Regions from separate parts of the Homo sapiens genome. Here region 1 is linked to region 2. Evidence: read pairs that join two places in POLR2A ChIA-PET (ENCODE). Cell type or tissue: PC-3. All regions are shown on one strand. Each heading gives the region's core, and the rest is flanking DNA. Links, peaks and the distances in the headings are about the cores only.

Region 1 (10,763 bases), core at 1,695-9,694, 98 kb before region 2:
ATCTGCCCATCTTGTCCTCCCAAAGTGCTGGGTTTACAGGCATGAGCCACCGTACCTGGCCAATATTTAATTATATTTTCTTCTAGTTGTTCTTTAACTTGATGTCTAAAAATCCTGGTCCAGATGCCAAGAGCTCCAGATACCCACCTGGAAGCTGATAACAGTAGGGAAGAGCATTGAGGGGACACCTCCAGATAGGAGCAAGGGTGGCCTTGCACTCTGGGACTGTCATTCTCAGGACAGTAACTCAACCTCCATGATTTACTTGAAACTGCCTCTTGACGTGCTCAAAAGCAAGTACAACAAAAACAAGCAAGTGCTGCCAGTCATTATGTCTGGGTGGTGGGTTGAAGGTCATATTAAATTCTCTCTTTGGGCCGGGCACTGTGGCTCATGCCTGTAATCCCAGCACTTTGGGAGGCCAAGGCAGGAGGATCATTTGAGTCTAAGAGTTTGAAACCAGCCAGGGCAACGTAGGGAGACCCCATCTCTACAAAAAAATCAAAGATTAGGGCCGGGCATGGTGGCTCACACCTGTAATCCCAGCACTTTGGGAGGCTGAGGTGGGCGGATCACGAGGTCAGGAGTTCAAGATCAGCCTGGTCAACATGGTGAAACCCCATCTGTACTAAAAATACAAAAAATTAGCCGGGCATGGTGATGGGCGCCTGTAGTCCCAGCTACTCAGGAGGCTGAAGGCAGGAGAATAGCTTGAACCCAGGAGGCGGAGCTTGCAGTGATCCAAGCTCAAGCCACTGCACTCCAGCCTGGGCGACAGAGCTAGACCTCGTCTCAAAAAACAAAAAAGTAATTAAAGATTAGTTTGGTGTGGTGGCATGCTTCTGTGGTCCCAGCTTCTCAGGAGGCTGAGGTGGGAGGGTTGCTTGAGTCCAGGAAGTCAAGGCTGCAGTGAGCTGTGATCATGCCATTGTACTCCAGCCTGGGCAACAGAGTGAGACCCTATCTCCAAAAAAAAAAAAAAAAAAAAAAAAATTCCCTGCTGCCGGGCGCAGTGGCTCACACCTATAATCCCAGCACTTTGGGAGGCCAAGGCAAGTGGATCACAAGGTCAGGAGTTTGAGACCAGCCTGGCCAATATGGTGAAACCCCGTCTCTACCAAAAATATTTAAAAATTAGCCAGGTATGGTGGCAGGCGCCTGTAGTCCCAGCTACTTGGGAGGCTGAGACAGGAGAATCACTTGAACCTGGGAGGCAGAGGTTGCAGTGAGCAGAGATCGTGCCACTGCACTCCACCCGGGGCGACAGAGCAAGACTCCGTCTCAGAAAAAAAAAAAAAAAAAAGGGCCGGGCGCAGTGGCCCATGCCTGTAATCCCAGCACTTTGGAAGGCCGAGGTGGGCAGGTCACGAGGTCAGGAGATCGAGACCATCCTGGCTAACACAGTGAAACCCCGTCTCTACTAAAAAATTCAAAACAAAAATTAGCTGGGCATGGTGGCTGGCGCCTGTAGTCCCAGCTACTCGGGAGGCTGAGGCAGGAGAATGGCATGAACCCGGGAGGCAGAGCTTGCAATGAGCCAAGATCGTGCCACTGCACTCCAGCCTGGGCGACAGAGCAAGACTCTGTCTCAAAAAAAAAAAAAAATTTCCCTCTTTGTACTTTGTTGTGCTTTTCTCACACTTTCTAAATTGAATGTGAATTGTTTATTACAGGAAAAACACACAGTAAATGTTATTGTTAAGATCCCAAAAGAGGGTAGGCACAGTGGCTTATGCCTCTAATCCCAGCACTTTGAAAGGCCAAGGTGGCTGGCCGGGCGCGGTAGCTCACACCTGTAATCCCAGCACTTTGGGAGGCCGAAGTGGGTGGATCACGAGGTCAGAAGATCGAGACCATGCCGGCTAACACAGTGAAACCCCATCTCTACTAAAAATACAAAAAATTAGCCAGGCGTAGTGGCGGGCTCCTGTAGTCCCAGCTACTCAGGAGGCTGAGGCAGGAGAATGGCGTGAACCCGGAAGGCGGAGCTTGCAGTGAGCTGAGATCGCGCCACTGCACTCCAGCCTGGGCGACAGAGCGAGACTCCATCTCAAAAAAAAAAAAAAAAGAAAAGAAAGGCCAAGGTGGGAGGATTGGATTGGTTGAGGCCAGGAGTTCAAGACCAGGGAGACCCTTCTCTACACACACACATGCATGAAAGTAAACATTTCCCCCTACCAGGGGCAAGGCCCCTCTCCTGCAATGTTGAAAATGTTGGCAGTGGCTCACGCCTGTAATCCCAACAATTTGGGAGGCCAAGGTGGGTGGATCACCTGAGGTCAGGAGTTTGAGACCAGCCTGGCCAACACGGTGAAACCTTGTCTCTACTAAAAATACAAAAATTAGCCGGGCATGGTAGCACATGCCTGTAATCCCAGCTACTTGGGAGCCTGAGACAGGAGAATAGCTTGAATCTGGGAGGCAGAGGTTGCAGTGAGCCGAGACCGCACCACTGCACTCCAGCCTGGGTGACAAAAAAAAAAAAAGTTGAGGCCAGGCGCGGTGGCTCACCCCTGTAATCCCAACACTTTGGGAGGCTGAGGTGGGTGGCTTACGAGGTCAGGAGTTCAAGACCAGCCTGGCCAAGATGGTGAACCCCCGTCTCTACTAAAAATACAAAAATTAGCTAGGCATGGTGGCAGGCGCCTGTAATCCCAGCTACTTGGGAGGCTGAGGCAGAGAATTGCTTGAATCTGGGAGGCGGAGGTTGCAGTGAGCCGAGATCACGCCACTGTACTCCGGCCTGGGTGACAGAGCGAGATTCCATCTCAAAAAAAAAAAAAAAGTTGAAAATGTGATAAGAGGAGCTTGCTAGCTGGGCCATGCTCTGTCATGGGCCATAACATGGAGCCATGGAGCAGACAGTCCTACGTCCTGGCCAGTACTGGACCTGTAGCTTCCTAGATTCCTGCTGCCCTGGCCCCTCTGAGCATCAGTACTTCTTATATGCAGTGGTGCAGTTAGGTGAGTGGCCACCAAGCTCTTGACTAGCTGAGTCTCTGTCTGACCAGGCCAAGGGACCCCCAACCCTAGGCAGTTGGGGATATTTAGACCCAAGTCAGGGGAGGCCAGAGGCCTAACTACTTTTCAGTCCATGGGACAGGTACCCAAATGCTTTCTGGAACCACTACCCACCCCAATCCCAGCTTCCTTCCTTAAGAGCTGAACCGGCCAGGCAGCTGACCGGATGCCCACACCCACCTGAGCACAGCCTGTAGTTGACCCACTCCTAACTGGGTAGCTTCTCCCATCCCTCCTTGATGTCCCCAGCAGGGGAAACTGAAGCAGGGCCTGAGGTGACAAGGGGCTCCAGGCATGGCAGGCTTTTCCTCCCTGCACAGGGGGCAGGTCCTTTTACTGGAGCTGGAGCATGAAAATGGGTAACTAACTACTCAAGACAGTGAGGTCAGTGGGACAGAGGGTGGGTCTCTCCATGGTCCACAAGGTCACAGGACTGAGGCCTTGCCCTCCCTCATGGTCACCCTCTCCTACCTTCTTGGGTCTCCTCAGGCATGGCAAGCAGTGGGCAGTCGGGGGCCAATGATGGCATCCAGTAGCAGGACTGGACAAATGCAGCAGTGGCTCCTTTGTGAGCCCAGGGAAGGCCTGGCTGCCTCCCAGCCTTGGCCTAAAATAGGCCTGAGCTCAGCCCACTGGGCTATATTTAGAGGGGGCAGCCCTCAGCCATGGGAAGGGGCAGAGTGATCCACGTGGGCCAGCCTGAACTATCTACCTGGTGAGGGAGCCAGCCAGGAGCCTGCCTCCACTAGTCCAGGTGCCCAGGGACCTTCAAGGGGAAGCACACCTCCCCCATACATCCAGAATGGCCACTCCAGGCTCAGCAAGGCCCCATGTGGCAGCCAAGACAGACAAAGGAAGCCTGTGCATCTCTATTTGGCCACCCCTCTACCCCTGCAGACTCCTACCCACAGCCCAGTCATCTCTCCTCCCAGCAAACACAGCAGCCTCCACTGCATGACCTGCTAGCACACAATGCTATTGTTGTGTGTGTCTTATAGAGGGTGATGGACAACTGAATCCCAATGCCATGAGGGCTCTGATAGCTTCACAAGTGGGCAGATACACCAACAGCACCCATGCTGGCCAGTGGGTGGACCTAGGTTGGAGGCTGGTTCATTTGTTACTAAGCTTGCAACCTTAGGTAAAGGGTCTCCCCTCTCTGAACTCAGTTTGCTCATGTGTAAAGTCGGAATAACAGTGGCTCCTCCCTGGCAGTGTACACTGAGAACAACATCTGGAGCATTTAGCACAATCCACGGTTTTGGTCTTCCCCTGCTCCCATCTCCACAAGGGCAGACAGGTCCCATAAGGTTGTGTAAGGATGCGCATCACTGCTTACCTTGAAAGGAGGAGGTGGTCCAGCTTCCAGCTTTCCCTCTGTGGTTGGATCCCTGTGCCCTTCCTTCCCAGTGGGGGCAAAGCAAGACTGTGGGCTCTACTTCCTACACACCTCAAACCTGTCACTCCGTTGTCTCACACTGGCCTCCCTGATGTTCCTCAAAGTCAACAAGCTTGTTACCACCTCAGGGGCTTGGTGGTGGCTGTTCCCTCCTGGAATGCTCTGCTCCCAGATAGCCCTGTGGCCAGCCCCGTCTTGTCAGCGAACTCAAATGCCACCCCTTCAGTGAGGCCTTCTGTGTACATTCTTTTCCACATCACCCAGTTTTCTTTTCTTTGAGACAGAGTCTCGCTCTGTTGCCCAGGCTGGAGTGCAGTGGGGCGATCTCGGCTCACTGCAACCTCTGCCTCCCTGGTTCAAGCAATTATCTTACCTCAGCCTCCTGAGTAGCTGGGATTAAAGGCGCGTGCCATCACACCCACCTAAGTTTTGTATTTTTAGTAGAGACAGGGTTTCACCATGTTGGTCAGGCTGGTCTTGAACTCCTGACTTCATGATCCGACTGCTTCGGCCTCCCAAAATGCTGGGATTACAGGCGTGAGCCACTGCGCCCGGTCCAGTTTTATTTTCTTCCTAGCACTTAGTCCTGAAGTTATATTATGCACAATGTACCCTGCGTGTCACTATTCCCAAAGGCCCTACAGAACCTGTTCAGTCACGCGGAACCACCTTTTTTTTTTTTTTTTTTTTTTTTTTTGGAGTCTCGCTCTGTCGCCCAGGCTGGAGTGCAGCGGCGAGATCTAGGCTCATTGCAACCTCCACCTCCCAGGTTCAAGCAATTCTCCTGCCTCAGCCTCCTGAGTAGCTAGGATTACAGGCGCCCGCCACCACGCCCGACTAATTTTTTGTATTTTTAGTACAGACGGGGTTTCACCGTGTTAGCCGGGATGGTTTCCATCTCCTGACCTCGTGATCCGTCCGCCTGGGCCTCCGAAAGTGTTGGGATTACAGGCGTGAGCCACCGCGCCTGGCCGGAACCACCTTTAATCCTCACCAGGCAACCTTGGACAGGAGAAACTCGGGCCCTGACACCGCTAGTAAGGTGCCCAAGACCACATAGCAAGGCCGAGGACTGGGGTTTTCTGCTGGGGCCATTCCAGCTTTGGCTGATAATGCGTTTATTGCGTTACTTTAGTACAGTCGGCCTGCCTCGCCCCACCTCCAGCAGCCCAGCCTGTTCACAGCTTTCTGCTCACTGCTCACTACCCAAGGAGGTGGGGTCTGTCTCCCAGGGTGGGCACTCCAGGCACCTCCTCGGCCCTGGTCGTTGCTCTGGAGCTCGGCTTCCCCGTCCCTTCCCTCCGGCTGAATCCTGCGCCCGACCTGTGCCGCCCTCCCGGGGCTGCTACATTCAAGGGTTATCCTGTTAATAAATAAGCCCGCGCAGCTGCCCTCAGCCAGGGCCTGTCGGTTGGTGTCTCCATCGGCCGGTGACCCCCAATGTGCCCGGCCCCAACCCGTCCTTCTTTTCAGGGTCTGTCTGGCTCCTCTCTCGCCTGTCGTCTCCTGCTTGGTTCCCGGCGTGGGGACAGTCTGGTCACCAGTGCGTTGCGCTGCGCGGCCCCCGCTCAGCGCGAGGCTCAGGGGCGTGGGTCCTCCGGTTACGGCCCTTTCTCCGCGACTCCAGGGGCAGTGACTGCAGCGCAGGCTGCGGGCGGCACATGCGCAGGGAGTTCGCGCTGCCACCTCCGCCCGGCTCCACCAGCTGCAGAAAGTCCCGGTACCAGAGTTTGGGGCCCGGCGGCGCGGCGGGCGCAGCCTCCTCGGCCCGCGCCAGTCGTTCGGCCTGCGTAGCACTCAACACGTGCAGCGACAGGCGACGCAGCGGTTGCGTAAAGCCCTGCTCGACGGCGGCGCACAAGTACACGCCCGAGTCCCGGCGCCGCAGCCTGCGCAGCAGTAGTCCCCGGGCGGTGCGCTCGGTGCGCTCCTCTGCCAGCACCTGCGGGCAGAGGGCAGCGTGAGGCGGGGGTGTCGGGCCGGGAACAGGGCTTCCGGGCCCTAGCACGCGACGGAAGAAGCAAAGAGTCATTGGGAGCCGAGGTGGAGCGGGAAAGGGGTGCCCGCAGGCGCACATTTTAAGGCTGAGTGTTTGGGAGCTGGTGGTCTTCAAGGGAGAATCCGAAAGAGGCGGGGTTTACATGAACTTGGTGGGGGGTGGTCAGGGACCTTAATGGGAGGGTCGAGGGCGGGTCTTCTCCTTGATTCAGGGGAGGCGGGTCGGGAGCCCCGTTGGACGCAATGGGGCCTCAGCAGCTTGTGGAGTGCAGGTGAGGGACCAAACTGGACAGGGCGGGGAGTGGGTCTGGTTGGACGGGGCTTCGTTGGGTAGGGCGGGGCCTCTCCTGGATGCAGGGGGTGGGACAGGAGCCTGGCGGGGAGGGCGGAGTAAGGCTCACCTGGGTGTGGGCTGTCACCCCTGCGCGCTGGAAAGTCCACTCCACGCGCGCCTGCAGCGAGCGGGGCTCACACTCCAGAAAGGCGCTGCTGCCCTCCACGCCGAACACCTTGTGTTCCAGCAGCGCGGGACGAGACGAGTCTTGGGGCGAGAAGAAAGTCAGATTTAGGCAAGGCAGGGCAGGTGGGGCGTCTTCTGGGGCTGAGGGTAGGGGCAGCTGGGGCACTCACCTCCGGAGCACAACGTGCTGGGGTCGCCATTCCTTACGTCTTGCCGCCGGAACCGCCTGTGGGGAACATCCGATCTTCTGTGAGCCCTTCTTTCAGCCCCGGGCAGTGAAAGACCCTTCGCCTCCCTCCCGGCGGCCCAACCCCGACCCCGCCCACCTCTTGGCACTGGGCTGGAAGCGCGTGCACGCGACCCCGTCCCAGGCGCAGTAGGGGTCACGCGCCAGACAGCATTCGGTGCAGACGCGGCCGTGGGCAGCGCAGCGGTGCAACGCGATCTGGGCCACCGCGCTCCGCGAGGCTACGTACAGCTGGTGCTAGGGGGCACGAGGGGCTCTGGGCTGACCGAGGGCGACCCCACGCCTGCCTCCCATCGGTCAGGGATCCCTTCTTCCACTCGACAGATGGGAACACTGAGGTCTTACGCCTCAGGTCACACAGTCTAACAAAGCCAGAGCCTGTACTCAAACCCGGGACTGCAAACTACCAAAAGGGGCCAGAGGCTTGGGACGCGCCAGGCACAAGCTCAGTCCATCCCACCCCGACCCCCATCCTGGTCACTCACCCTCTTGGAAGAAATTTGCATGCTGGTGACAGCGGCCGAGTCCTGAGAGGGAGGAGGGGCGACGGGGTCAGGGCTTAGTGGGGTGGGGGGGTCCCGGGCGACTGGGGGTGAGGCCTCACCTCAAACACGTGCAGCTCCTCCAGGAGCAGCCCCTCTGCGCTGGGCCTACTGCCCTTGGGGACCGAGATCACCTTCAGCACCGTGCCAACGTCTGCAGGGATGAGAAGGGGTAATGACCATTGGTGCTCCCGGACAGCTGGGGCTAGTGTCTCCTCGCCTTTGAGGCGTCTACCCTCAGCATGTTTGGGTTGTGAAGAGTGTGGACTGGAAGAGTGTGGGTTGGGCAGCATCCACAGGGTGGAGACACAGCCCAGGAAAGGATGTGGAGATGGGACTGAACAGGGAGAGCTTCCATCAGCAGCCCACAGGGCCTGGCTGGGAGCCTGGGGGTCGCTGTGGAGGGACCCTGACCTGTGCCAATGAAGAGGACGTCATAGTGTCCGTCAGCGGCTGCAACCCGGTCCGCGGCAATTTGAGTGAAGGTGTAATTGGCTCCAACTTGTAGGAAAAGAGGGCGCCCCCCAGTGGGCAGGACAGAGTTGTACATGAGGGGGTGGTTCCGCGCAAACTGGATGACATCGTCTGGGAAGTCCTTGGTGGAACTGAAGGTGCCAAAGGTCTTGCTGGGGCACTGGGGGTGGGGGAAAGGGAGGCACAGCAGGGATATAGATATGGGGGCTTGATAGGCAGCCCTCCATGCCCAGCCTCTGGGAACATGGAGGGGGATGGGGACAGAACCCTGCCCTGAGAATTAGAGAGGAGATCAGCCTTGCCCTAGGAAGTCAGAGGCGGGAAACAAGCCTTGTCTTATGATGGAAACGTTTTCCCACCCATAACTAAAGGAAGAAACCACATTCACCAAGAAGACCCCAGGCCAAGTTCTCAAACCCTTGAGGCTTTGAAGTGGGTTGTAGCAGAAGTCCCTGGGCTACGAACCATGCCTGGCCGCGGGTAGGGGACGCGACCCTGGTATGACACCCACTGGTGCATGGGCCCCTCCTTGTGTGCAAAGGGTCCCAAGAAGGCCCGGCGCACGTCGTTCATGCTGTACACGCACACCGCAGAGCCCTGGAAGATGCTGCTGGAGGCGAAGACCAGGGCGAGGTGAGGGGCCGGGTGGAGCCCAGCGGCCCGCCCCGGGCGCTCCCTACCTCCTGCCCCTCACCTGGACGTGGAGAAGACGGCATAGAGCAGCGGGGTCCGGTGGTCCCGCGAGGACAACAGAAACACATCCTCTGCGGGGAAGGGGCCTAGCTGGGGTAGGGCGCACAGCCCCGCTGCGGCGGGGGCTCCCGGAGTCTGCGCCGCTGCCCCCCTCCCCAACCCCATACCCACTCCCGCACTCACGGAGCTGATCGAAGTGGGTGTCGCCCTCGACGCCGGGCACCGAGCACACCAGCCGCGCCTTCAGGAACGTCGTCCACTTGTTGACCAGGCTGCGCTGGCCGCCCACGTCGTTCTGCCGGGACGATCAAAGGGGATGAGGGCGAGACCAGGGCAGGCAAAGGGGTAGGGGCAGGGTCGCCGGGTGTGGCCCAGGGACTCCTCACCCGGCAGATCTGGCCAACGCGGGACACGGACAGGCGTCCCAGTGCCGGCGCCGCCTCTACCGCCGTCTCACGAAAGAAGAAGTAGATTTTGTCGTCGTCTGGGTTCTCGCTCTCCGGGATCCAAAATACCTTGACAAACTTGGGCTCTGACCGCGGCAGGAGGCATGGGTCAGCGGGTCCTGGCCTTGCCTCCTGATGCGAGACCCACGCGCTGCTTCCCCTTCCCGTAGTGCGGGCACAGCACCCGGGATCACAGTGTCTGACCACCCAACCTCTAGCACCATGTCCAGTTGGCGCTCTGCGCGGACCGAATCCAAAGGATCAGGGCCTGCGAGGCAAGAAGCAGCCGCGAGGGGGCAGCAGAGACCGTGGCTACCTGGGGGCGCAGGCGTGAAGCCCGGCTAGCCTCCGATCTCGCCCCACACGTCGCCCAGCACCTTAGGCTGGGGTAGGAGGGAGATGAGGTAATCTGGTTTCACCTTCACTCATGAATCTTCCTCTCTAGCATAACCAGATGCTCCCCACTCCTGCTTCAAATCCTTCTGCTGGGTCCCATTGCTCTTTATTATTATTATTATTATTATTATTTGTTTATTTATTTATTTTTTGAGACAGTCTCGCTCTGTCGCCCAGGCTGGAGTGCTCGATCTCGGCTCACTGCAACCTCAGCCTCCCAAGTAGCTGAGATTACAGTCAGAGCCTACCACCACACCTGGCTTTTTTTTTTTTTTTTGAGACGAAGTCTCGCTCTATTGCCCAGGCTGGAATGCAGTGGCACAGTCTCCATTCACTGCAACCTCCGCCTCCTAGGTTCAAGCGATTCTCCTGCCTCAGCCTCCTGAGTAGCTGGGATTACAGATGCACACCATCATGCCGGACTAATTTTTGTATATTTAGTAGAGACGGGGTTACACCATGTTGGCCAGGCTGGTCTCAAATGCCTGAACTCAGGTGATCCGCCCGCCTCAGCCTCCCAAAGTGCTGGGATTACAGGTGCACACCACTGCACCCGGCCAATTTTTGTATTTTTTAGTAGAGACAGGGTTTCACCATGTTGGCCAGGCTAGTCTCAAACTCCTGGCCTCAAGCGATTTGCCTGCCTCCGCCTCCCAAAGTGCTGAGATTACAGGTGTGAGCCACTGTGCCCACCAGCCCATAGCCCTTATTTAATTTTTATTTGATTTAGAGACAGGGTCTGCTCTGTCCTGCAGTGGCAGCATCATGGCTCACTGCAGCCTCCAACTCCTGGGCTCAAGTGATCCTTCCATCTCAGCCTCCTGACTAGCCAGGACTACAGGTGTGTGCATGCCACTGCCCCCAGCTAATTTTATTTTATTTTTTGTCTTGCTTTGTAGCCCAGGCTGGTATGAAACTCCTGTCTTCAAGCAATCTGTCTGCCTCAGCCTCCCAAAGTGCTGGGATTACAGGTGCAAGCCATTGTGCCCAGCCCCCATGACTCTTAGAATAAATGACTCTGGCCCCTGACAGTCCAGGCCCCCTTTTCATTGCTAGCTCTGCAAGTCTATTCCTTTGCTTGTTCTTG
Region 2 (10,763 bases), core at 1,077-9,076:
CCCCGACGTCCTTGTCACACACCAGGCTCACTCTCCTCCTTCCTGAAGCTGTCCCCTGAACCTGGGCTCAGCCTGCCCCCCGTCATGGCCAGCTTACCTCTGGCCCATCCTTCTGACTCCAGGTTACCTCTGGAGGGAAGCTTCCCCTGTCCCCCACTGAGACCAGCTTCTCCAGCCCAGTCCTGACTACATGGAGTCAGAACTGCATTGGACCAGATCCGCTGCTCTCCTGCTTAGGCTCCCACATCAGCCGGTGTCACATCAAGATAAAGTGACATGCCTCTGTGACCTCTGAGACCCTGCCTGAGGCCTGGCCCTGCCCCTCCCCAGCTCTTTGCCTCCTGTTCCTCAGCTGAGCCAACCTCCAGCCTGCCTCCAGCACCTGCAGGGAAGACGCTTCCCCCCAACCTTCAGCTCCCAAACAGCCCCACAGAGGACCCTCTGAGGAGCAGCCGACCACGCCCAACCCACCATCTTTGTCCCAGAATCCCATCTGGGCTCCTCCACAGCTTGACACTGTGTGTGAAGGCCCGTCTGTGTGTGCATTACAGCTCACCGCCTCCGCTGGCTGGGAGGGCCATGATGGTGGGGCCCATGTTGCAAAGAGCCTGACCCAGAGGCCTCTTAGAAGAAGAGAAAGGGGAGAGGCAGGATGAGTGGGGTCCTTACCGTGCCCGGCCGTGGGTAGGGCATCTTCCCTGAGAAGGGCATCCACTGGTAGTTGGGCCCCTCTTTGTGGGCAAAGGGCCCGTTGAAGACCATGCGAATATCAGCCATGGAGTAGACACACACGGCAGAGCCTCGGAACACGGAGCTGTGGGCATGGCAGGCGCTGCTGAGCAGGACAGACCCTCCACCTAGGGCCCCTCCCCAAACTGCCCCCTCCCCACAGCTCGCCACCGGGCTGGGGTTCTCCACGAGTTACAATCCCCCAACGGGGCCACTCCCTGCCACTGCTGGCCCTGACCCCAGCCTCACCCAGAGGAGGTAAAGACAGCGTAAATGACAGGGTTCCTCACGTCCTGGGTCTGCTGGACAAACACGTCCTCTGGGGACAGAGGGAGAAGGTGTTGGAGGGTGCCATGGGCGGGAGCCCCTGGGCCCCACCCACTCCTGCACAGGGGAGGGGGCCCACCAAAGGCACCCTGATCGCCCATCCCGCCTCTATCCCTCTTGCTGTAGCCAGAGCACCCTGCCTGCCTGCTGGGCACTCACGGAGCTCATCAAAGTGAGTCTCAATGCCATCCTCGCCCGGGACAGAGCAGACGAGCCGCGCCTTCAGGAATGTGCTCCACTTGTTGACCAGGCAACAGTGACCACCGTCATCGTTCTGGGGGGTGGGGCAAGAGGCCGGGTCAGATCAGCTCTTGACCCCAAGCCCTGGCTGGAGCAGGGCTGATGAAGCCAGAACTGGTGGAAGGGGCAGCCTGGTGGCTCTGCCAATGCATACCAGGCAAATGCGCCCGATGCGGGCGTACACCGCGGGGCTCTGCGGCGCCTCTGCCGACCGCTCACGGAAGAAGAAGTAAAGCTTATCATCATTGCGCTCCGCACTGTCAGGAATGAGCTCAGCATGGATGAACGACGGGTCTGCAGGTGGCAGGGGTCAGCTGGGTGAGCCCCTACTCTGATGGTGCCCCTGATGTTCTCCAACAGAATCCCCAGCCAGGTGCAAGAACACCCCCAACTCCTCTCCAGATAAGAAACTACCCCTGCCCCAGGTAGTCATAGGCTAAACATGTCCCCACTTCCCCCACATGTGCTTCTTTACGACCTCCTTGCCGCATCCCAGACACATGGCCACGGAAGGGCTCCTGGGGCTGCGCTTACCGTTCAGCCACCGGGAGTTGTACTGATCCGTGCGCATGGCTGTCTGCTTTCCAAGTGTGCGGAAGATGGCTGCATCAGTGCCCATAAAATCGATGTACACACCAGCATAGAGCTCCTCATCTGTGGGTAGGCCAGTGGGTCAGTTGGGGGGCTGCTGTTTGCTAGGGCCAGGGCACAGCTCAGATGACTTCCAGGGCAGGGCCTTATCTCCCCGCTCAGGCTCCCTGGGGCATGATCCTATCTCCAGTGGAGTGCTGGTCAGTGTTTCACCACTGGCTCTGGGAGGGTTGGGATTAGTAACTATCAGCTCTGATTAGTAGCAATAGCCCATTTCTGTGGTGTGAATACTCCTGCCACAACTAATTTCAAGCTACCAACCTGAGGTCACTGAAAGCAAAATCAGGAAGAGCTGCCAACACCACTGTACAGTATTTCTACCCCACAGACACAACAAATGTAAATCACCTCAAGAGCATAGCTAATAGACCAGCTGCAGTGGCTCATGCCTATAATCCCAGCACTTTGGGAGGCCCAGGTGGGTGGATCATTTGAGGGCAGGAGCTGGAAGCCAGCCTGGCCAAGATGGTGAAACCCTACCTATACTAAAATACAGAAATTTTCTGGGCATGGTGGCAGGTGCCTGTAATCCCAGCTACACGGGAGGCTGAGGCAGGAGAATTGCTTGAACCAGGGAGGCGGAGGTTGCAGTGAGCGAGATCATGCCACTGCACTCCAGCCTGGGCAACAGAGCAAGGCTCCATCTTAAAAAAAAAAAAAGAGGCCGGGCATGGTGGCTTATGCCTCCTGTAATCCCAGCACTTTGGGAGGCCAAGGCTGGCAGATCATGAGGTCAAGAGATCGAGACCATCCTGGCCAATGTGGTGAAACCCTGTTTCTACTAAAAATACAAAAAAATTAGCTGAGCGTGGTGGTGCACGCATGTAGTCCCAGCTACTCAGGAGGCTGAGGCAGGAAGATCCCTTAAACCTGGGAGGCGGAAGTTGTAGTGAGCCGAGATCGCACCACTGCACTCCAGCCTGGTGACACAGTGAGACAACCGTCTCAAAAAGCAGGAACAAAAATAAAAAAAAAAAACACAAAAAAACAAAAAAAGAGCATAGCTAACAATAAAGTGTAGTGAAAGAATTAGGAAGCATATGCACACCTCAGTTTACTGGGCTTTGTGCACTGCAAATACTGCATTTTTTACAGAAGGAAGGTTTGTGGCAACCCTGTGTCAAGCAAGTCTGTTAGCACCATTTTTTCAACAGCATATGCTTACTTTGTGTCTCTGTGTCTGTGTCACAGTTTGGTAATTCTTCTTTTTTTTTTTTTTTGAGATGGAGTCTTGCTCTGTCACCCAGGCTAGAGTGCAGTGGCACCATCTCAGCTCACTACAACCTCCACCTCCCAGGCTCAAGCAACTCTCTTGCCTCAGCCTCCCAAGTAGCTGGGACTACAGGTGCCCACCACTACATCTGGCTAATTTTTGTATTTTTAGTAGAGACGGGGTTTCACCATGTTGGCCAGGCTGGTCTCGAACTCCTGACCTCAGGTGATCCACCTGCCTCGGCCTCCCAAAGGGCTGGGATTACAGGCATGAGCCACCGCGCCTTGCCTACATTTTGGTGATTCTTGCAATATTTCAAACTGTCTGTTATGGTGATCTGTGATCAGTGATCTTTGATGTTACTATTGCAATTATTTCGGGGCACCGTGAACCTCACCCATATAAAACAGTGAACTTAATCGATAAATGCTGTGTGTGTTCTGACTGCTCCACTTACTGGCCATTCTCCCATCTCTCTCCCTCTTCTTGGGCCTCTCCATTCTCTGGGACACAGCAATATTAAAATTAGATCAATTAATAATCCCACAATGGCCTCTAAGTGTTCAAGTGAAAGGAAGAGTCATATTATCTCTCACTTTAAGTCAAAAGCTAGAAATGGGCCAGGTGCAGTGGCTCATGCCTGTAATCCTAGCACTTTGGGAGGCTGAGGCAGGGGATCACTTGAGGTCAGGAGACCAGCCTGGCCAACATGGCATAACCCACTTCTACTAAAAATATAAAAATTAGCCAGAGGTGGTGGTGGGCGCCTATGATCCCAGCTACTTGGGAGGCTGCGGCAGGAAAATCACTTGAACCGGGGAGCAGGGAGTCGGGGGGTGGAGGTTGCAGTGAGCCAAGATCATGCCACTTCACTCTAGCCTGGGGGACAGAGTGTAACTCTGTCAAAAAATAAACAAACAAATAAAAAAAAACAAAAAAGCTAGAAATGATTAAGCTTAGTACGGAAAGCATGTTGAAAGCTGAGATAGGTCCCAAACTAGGCTGCTAGCACTAGTTAGCCAAGTTGTGAATGCAAAGGAAAAGTTCTTGAAGGAAATTAGAAGGGCTATTCCAGTAAACACACAAATGATAAGAAAGTGAAACAGCCTTATCACTGATATGGTGAAAGTTTTACTGGTTTACGTGGAAGATCAAACCAGCCACAACATTCCTTTAAGCCAAAGTCTAATCCAGAGCAAAGCCCTAACTGTCTTCAATTCTATGAAGGCTGAGAGAAGAGAGGAAGCTGGAGAAGAAAGGTTTGAAACCAGCGGAGGCTGGTTCATGAGGTTTAAGGAAAGCAGCCATCTCCAAAACATAAACATGCAAGGTGAAGTAGCAAGTGCTGATGGAGAAGCTGCAGCAAGTTTTCCAGAAGATTTAGATAAGATCATGGATGAAGGGAGCTACACTAAACACGATTTTCAATGCAGATAAAACAGCCTTCTGGCCAGGGCCAGTGGCTTACACCTCTTATCCCAGCATTTTGGGAGGCGGAGGTGGGAGGAACACTTTAGGTCAGGAGTTCAAGACCAGCCTGGTCAACATGGCGAGACGCTTTCTCTACTAATAATACAAAAATTAGCCGGGCATGGTGGCATGCGCCTGTAATCCCAGCTACTTGGGAGGCTGAGGCAGGAGAATCGCTTGAACCCAGGAGGCAGGGGTTGTGGTAAGCCAAGATGGTGCCACTGCACTCCAGCCTGGGAAATACGGCAAGACTCCATCTCAAAAAAAAAAAAAAAGAAAGAAAGAAACAGCCTTCTCGTGGAAGAACATGCCATCTAGGATTTTCACGGCTATCAAGGAGAAATCAATTCCTGGCTTCAAAGCTTCGAACGACAGTCAGACTCTCTTATTAGGGGCTAATGCAGCTGGTTACTTTAAGTTGAAGCCAGTGCTCATTTACCATTCCAAGAACCCTAGGGCCCTTAAGAATTATGTGAAATAGGGGTGGGCGTGGTGGCTCACGCCTGTAATCCCAGCACTTTGGGAGGCCAAGACAGGTGGATCACGAGGTCAGGAGATCGAGACCATCCTGGCTAACACGGTGAAACCCCGGTCTCTACTAAAAATTAGCTGGGTATGGTGGCGGGTGCCTGTAGTCCCAGCTACTCAGGAGGCTGAGGCAGGAGAGTGGCGTGAACCCGGGAGGCGGAACTTGCAGTGAGCTGAAATCACACCACTGCACTCCAGCCTGGGCGACAGAGCGAGACTCCATCTCAAAAAAAAAAAAAAAAAAAAGAAAAAGAATTTTGCAAAATCTACTCTGCCTGAGCTCTATAAATAACAACAAAGCCTGAATGACAGCACATCTGCTTACAGCATGGTTTACCGATTTTTTTTTTTTTTGAGCCAGAGTCTCGCTCAGTTGCCCAGGCTGGAGTGCAGTGGTGCGATCTCAGCTCACTGCAACTTCCACCTCCCAGGTTCAAGCTATTCTTCTGCCTTAGCCTCCCAAGTAGCTGGGATTACAGGTGCACACCACCACACCTGGCTAATTTTTGTATTTTTAGTAGAGACAGAGTTTCACCCATGTTGGCCAGCCTGGTCTCGAACTCCTGACCTCAAGTGATCCACCCGCCTCAGCCTCCCAAAGTCCTAGGATTACAGGCATGAGCCACTGTGCCTGGCCGGTTTTCTGAATATTTTAAACCCACTGCTCAGAAAAAAAGATTCCTTTCAAAATATTACTGCTTATTGGTCTTGGTCTCCATCAGAGCTCTGATGGAGGTGTGCAAGGAGACAAATGTTGTTTTCATGCCTGCTAACACAACATCCATTCTGCAGCCCATAGATCAATTTCAATTTTCAAGTCTTTTCTTTTTTTTTGAAATGGAGTCTCACTCTGTTGCCCAGGCTGGAGTGCAGTGGCACGATCTCAGCTCACTGCAACCTCCACCTCCCAGGTTCAAGTGATTCTCCTGCCTCAGCCTCCCTAGTAGCTGGGATTACAGGCACCTGCCACCACGCCTGGCTAATTTTTGTATTTTTAGTAGAGACAAGGTTTCACCATGTTGGCCAGGGTGGTCTCGAGCTCCTGATCTCAGGTGATCCGCCCGCCTCCGTCTCCCAAAGTGCTGGAATTATAGGTGTGAGCCACCGCACCCGGCTAGTTTTGAGTGTTTGTTACTTTTTATTGTTGTTACCTTTGTTTTAATGTTTAATCGTAAACTTATATAATTTAAAAAATGTTTTTTATTTTTTATTTTTTAGTAGAGACAGGGTTTCACCATGTTGTCCAGGCTGGTCTCAAACTCCTGACCTCAAATGATACACTCCCCTCAGCCTCCCAAAGTGCTGGGATTATAGGTGTGAGCCACTGAGCCTGGCCTTAACTTTTAATAATAGTTGTCTTTAACAACTGGCTCAAAAAATTCCTGAAAATTTAATAATGTACTTGCCTCTAACATACCACATCTGAGGCTCCCCCAGGGCAGGCCCTGTCTTTCCTCATCAGAGTGATTTGGGCTGTGCCATCAGGCTGGGACCTTCTCACTTGCCAAGAGGGGGAGGATAATGTCTGCCCCTTGACCCCAGGGCCTTTCCCAGGCTTGGAGGTGGCACAGTGCCCAACAGCTGCTCTGAGAGGCAGACTGTGTTGAACAATCAGAAAACAGGCAGCGTGCATGAGCCAGGGTCAGTGATGGGTTCACCCAACCTGCAGTTAGGGGCAGCAGCTGCTCCTGAGACCCCGGCAGGACCCCTACTCAGAGAACAGCCCCCAACCCTCCCAGACACCTACCCAGACCAGGAACATGCTCTCCCCGTCTGGTCACAGGGCCGGAACTCTCCATTGGTCCTTCGCTACAGGGCTCTCCCAGCCTCTCAGACACACCAAGAACATGCTATGGGACTGCCCCTCAGACCAGCCCCGATACGCACTCGGCTTATCTTCTCTTCTAGGAAGCCTATGGTCAGGAGGGTTCTGGACTTTGCATGGACCACATTGTGTGTTTCAGGGTAGGACCTGGCTTCCTTGGTCCCCCATCCAAAGGGGCCAGGCGGAGGCTTCTACCACCCAGTCTCTGACCTCAGCTCACAGTGGGGTCTGGCCTGCACCCTCTCCCCCTTGCCAGGTGGGGCCTTTTGGGGAGTTCAGGGACAGCCTAGTCATGGTCTCTGCCCTTGGGTAAGTGTTGGTGCCATGCCCCATCTCCAGGGGCAGAGGCCACACATTGAGACTGTAGAGCGGGGTTGGGGGGCACTCACTGATGAGGGCCGATGCTGTGTCCAGCTTGGGATCGTACGGACACTTGCCCTTCCCTGACTCGAGTCGCTCAGGCTCCAGGTAGAAGATGTAATCCTGTAAGGCAGAGCGGGGCTCAGCATCGTCCAGGCCAGTCCCCCAGCCAGGAAGTGTAAGGGTCACCAGGCTCCCAGGGTGAGAATGAGCCCCCAGGCATACCCCGAGCCCACCCCCTACACTCCCCAGCATTCCTTGGCCTTAAACTCCATCCAGCCAGGTCTCCCAGGGCAGGGCCATGCTGTGGGCTCCAAGGGGGGTGCTTCCTAGTCCCAGGTCTTAGGGAAGACCTGGGGACCAAGTCTCAAGGGGCCCTGCCTTGTGGGCTATGAGATGGACATGGAGTGGGCTTGTAGGGGCTGAAGCCCCTCCATGCCAACTGGCTCATAAAGACACTGGCCAAGGCCCCCTGGGCTACAGAGGCACAGCTCTTTGCTGTGGCTGCCTGTCTTGGGTCAAGAAAGCGCTGCAGACCTGGCCAGGGCAGGAGTGACTGGTTAAGGGCCTGGGGTCCTGTCCTTTGCCATCAGGTCTAGCCAGGCCAGAGAGCTCTAAGGTTACTGTATCCTCAGGCTTTGTGTCCTACCTGTGGTCCTCAGGATGGACCAATGGGCCATGACCTTTCTCCTGTCCCTCAGCACAGCCCCCAGGCTCCACATCTCCCCAGGGAGCCAGGAGTCAAGGAGTCCAGCCCAGACCACATGGAATTCACAAAGCCCCCTGTGCCTCCCAGCCCAGCCTGCAAGATGCTAGGAAGGCTGGAAAAGGCACTGGGACAGGGGTGAGCACAGAGGCCACAAGAGAAAGCCAGGCAGAGGGAAGGAAAGGGGCAAGGAGAGAGGAACAGAGGCAGGAGGAGGTGGCAGCAGGTGGCAGGATGGCGATGGGAAGGTGCACACAGGCCTACTTCCAGCTACACACTGCACACGTGACTTCCTGCACACACAAGGGTGCACACACAGCTCTGAACATATCACCGCCAGCACACGGAACCGCCTGCTCACACCATGGACACACACACACAGAATCCACACGATCCTGCATTTCTGCACTCCCCACCACAAACATGCTCTGTCATTCACCGGCAGCCCCTGCCCCCCTGCCCGCCCCTGCCCAGCCCCAGCTCTCCCAGCCCAGACCCAGGTCATCACTAGTGGACAGATACCACACGGGAGAAGAGCGCCCCAAGCACATGAGTGTGCAGGACACCTGTGTCCACAGATGACTCATGGGAGGCATGGGGCACGAACACCTGGGAGTAAGGTGTCAGACTGCACTCATGTGCCACTTTCCACTCTGGGTGCTGAGTGAGGAAGGCCCACATCCACACCGGTGTGTGCTCTTGTGTGTCTACACACATGCTTTCTGAGGGCTAAGGCATGGCTGTCCCCAGGGCTCCTGTCTTCCCCACCTGGCGGCTTCATTATTTCTTGCCTGCAGGGGTCACACTGAGGCTGACATGAGTCCAGCTGGGCATGCCTTCTGAGCCTGAGGGCTCTTCAGGGGAAGGGGTGGGGACAGGGTGTGGGCACAGAGGTAGAGGGGAGGCCCTGGGGAGGCTGGCCTCAGGTGCAGGCCCAGGGTGAGTTCCGCTCAGAGGCAGTGCTGCCTGGCAAAGGCCTGGAGGGATGAGGCCCACCTGGCGTGGGGCTGTGGGCATCGGGCGGAGGGCACCATCCGTGGCTCTGCTGCCGCGGCCTCTGACCGCCTGAGTCTGGGTCCATGGTGTGGCCTGAGAAGACGAGGAACAGGGGTTAGAGCTGGGGGTGGCAGGGGCTGGGGGAGCGGGCTCGGGCTGCCAGCCTCTAACACCACACAGGCCAGGAACACACGTGAACACGTGGGCCCCCCAGAGCACGTCTATGCGTGTGTACATACATACACACAGGCTTGGCACACACCTGCACACACAGGTGCCCCTCAGATCCAGTCATTCTCACACATGCCCTACAAGTTCACGCCAGCTCACACACATGCCCACATGGAAATGGAAAAGGGTGGAAGCAGGCAGGAAGGGGCAGAGCTGGGGAAGGGGCAGCTCCCCACAACCCTGGCCCTGGGGGTGGAAGGCAGCTCTCCCCCAGGCCACATGGTAGAAGCTGACCCAGGGGTCCAGCCTCCTATTGCAAGGCCCCCACCAGGCCCTCTGGCTCGGCCGTCGGGGCACGGTCCACAGGCATAGCCAAGAGAGCTGTTGCCACATATGGAGCAAGTGCTTACTATGTGCCAGGCACAGTGCTAGGAGCTTTGGGAGCTTTAGCTCACTGCCTCCTCCTCACACCGACCTGTGAGAAAGGCAGCGGTTAGCCCCATTTTCAAGTGAAGAAACTGAGGCTCAGCGAGGTGAAAGAAGTCACTCACCCAAGGTCAAAAGGCTCGGAAGTGGCAGGGCTGGGGCTGAAGCCCCTCCTCCCATCAGGACCCTGGGATGCAGCCACCAGCGGGGGCAGCACAGGGCCAGGGTGGCTGGGGCTTACCTGGGCGCGGCGTCCGCGGTTCACATAGGTGCACATGGGGTTGTAGGCACCTGTCCCGCACACATACAGGTGTGTTCGGTTCCAGGGCTGGATGAGCCTGACGAAGTTCCCACACTCGCCCTGGGGCCACAGGGAAGGCTGCATAGGTGCCCTGGCCAGGCCTGCCCCCTCACTGGGGGCAGTACCTTCCCACCTGTGGATTCCCCCTTCCCACCTGTGGATCCCACCAAACTCACGTTGACATCCTTGCCTGAGAGCACGCATTCCTCGATGCGCTGTGGGGAGGCTGCCCAGTGTATCTGCAGAGAGGGGGGTCAGAAGGTGCAGCCTTCTGGACATGCCCTGAGCCCTGGGGCTCCGTGCCCACCCCACGTCCCACATCAGGGCCAGCCCTTACAATGAGGGGCTCGCGGTTGATGTCGTGCAGGTCCAGGGACAGCACGTAGTCCTTGCTGCCCACGTACATGCGGTCGTGGTCCTCGTCCTTGAGCAAGATTCGGTAGTCGGTTGTGTTGAGCAGGAAGTTGAAGAAGTGGGCGGTGCCTGTGGCCTTCAGCTCTGTGGGTGGAGGGCAGGGCACCAATTAGGACCTTCAGGAAACCATCCAGCCATACCCCCTCTGATAAAGGGGAGACTGAGGCCCTGAGGTTCCCCTCAGGACCCCCACCACAGAGTGGTCTTTTTTCTTTCTTTCTTTTTTTCTTTTTACGAGATCAAGTCTCACTCTGTTGCCCAGGCTGCAGTACAGTAGCGAGATTGCGGCTCACTGCAACCTCCATCTGCTGGGTTCAAGCGATTCTCCTGTCTCAGCCTCCTGACTAGCTGGGATTACAGGCGTCAGCCACCACACCCAGCTTATTTTTTGTTTGTTTGTTTTTTG

What was found. Peaks named below come from ENCODE experiments on the same cell type or tissue, not always from the same donor. Only the 100,000 strongest peaks of a DNase experiment are listed, where the experiment ranks them.
Region 1: POLR2A ChIA-PET joins it to region 2 with 10 read pairs; 7 of 35 experiments call an interaction of 5 or more read pairs at or near these places.

Annotation. Positions count from the first base shown.
Region 1 is chr3:50,271,901-50,282,663 of GRCh38, reverse strand. SEMA3B (semaphorin 3B) reads right to left here. Exons shown (of 17, transcript NM_001290060.2): 7 at 9,221-9,366; 8 at 9,018-9,129; 9 at 8,836-8,905; 10 at 8,607-8,751; 11 at 8,082-8,301; 12 at 7,730-7,821; 13 at 7,611-7,652; 14 at 7,205-7,362; 15 at 7,049-7,104; 16 at 6,820-6,959; 17 at 5,118-6,362. The coding sequence ends at 5,958. LSMEM2 (leucine rich single-pass membrane protein 2) reads right to left here and starts at 3,577. Exons shown (of 4, transcript NM_153215.3): 1 at 3,493-3,577. The coding sequence starts at 3,550. MIR6872 (microRNA 6872) reads right to left here and starts at 9,428; the gene lies at 9,367-9,428. RefSeq lists enhancers at 8,788-9,311, 9,290-9,489. In PC-3, for the core only: CTCF peaks have their summits at 7,944, 8,159 (motif pointing left), 9,362 and 9,563 (motif pointing right); DNase peaks (open chromatin) are centred at 8,203 and 9,593; H3K4me3 peaks cover 578 bases.
Region 2 is chr3:50,173,471-50,184,233 of GRCh38, reverse strand. It overlaps SEMA3F (semaphorin 3F), which reads right to left. Exons shown (of 19, transcript NM_004186.5): 3 at 10,281-10,441; 4 at 10,120-10,182; 5 at 9,884-10,003; 6 at 9,046-9,138; 7 at 7,373-7,466; 8 at 1,831-1,950; 9 at 1,451-1,590; 10 at 1,216-1,330; 11 at 979-1,048; 12 at 670-814. Among named protein-coding and RNA genes, the nearest start is that of GNAT1, 13 kb to the left of the region's middle. In PC-3, for the core only: a CTCF peak has its summit at 8,841 (motif pointing right); no DNase peak of the experiment used is centred there.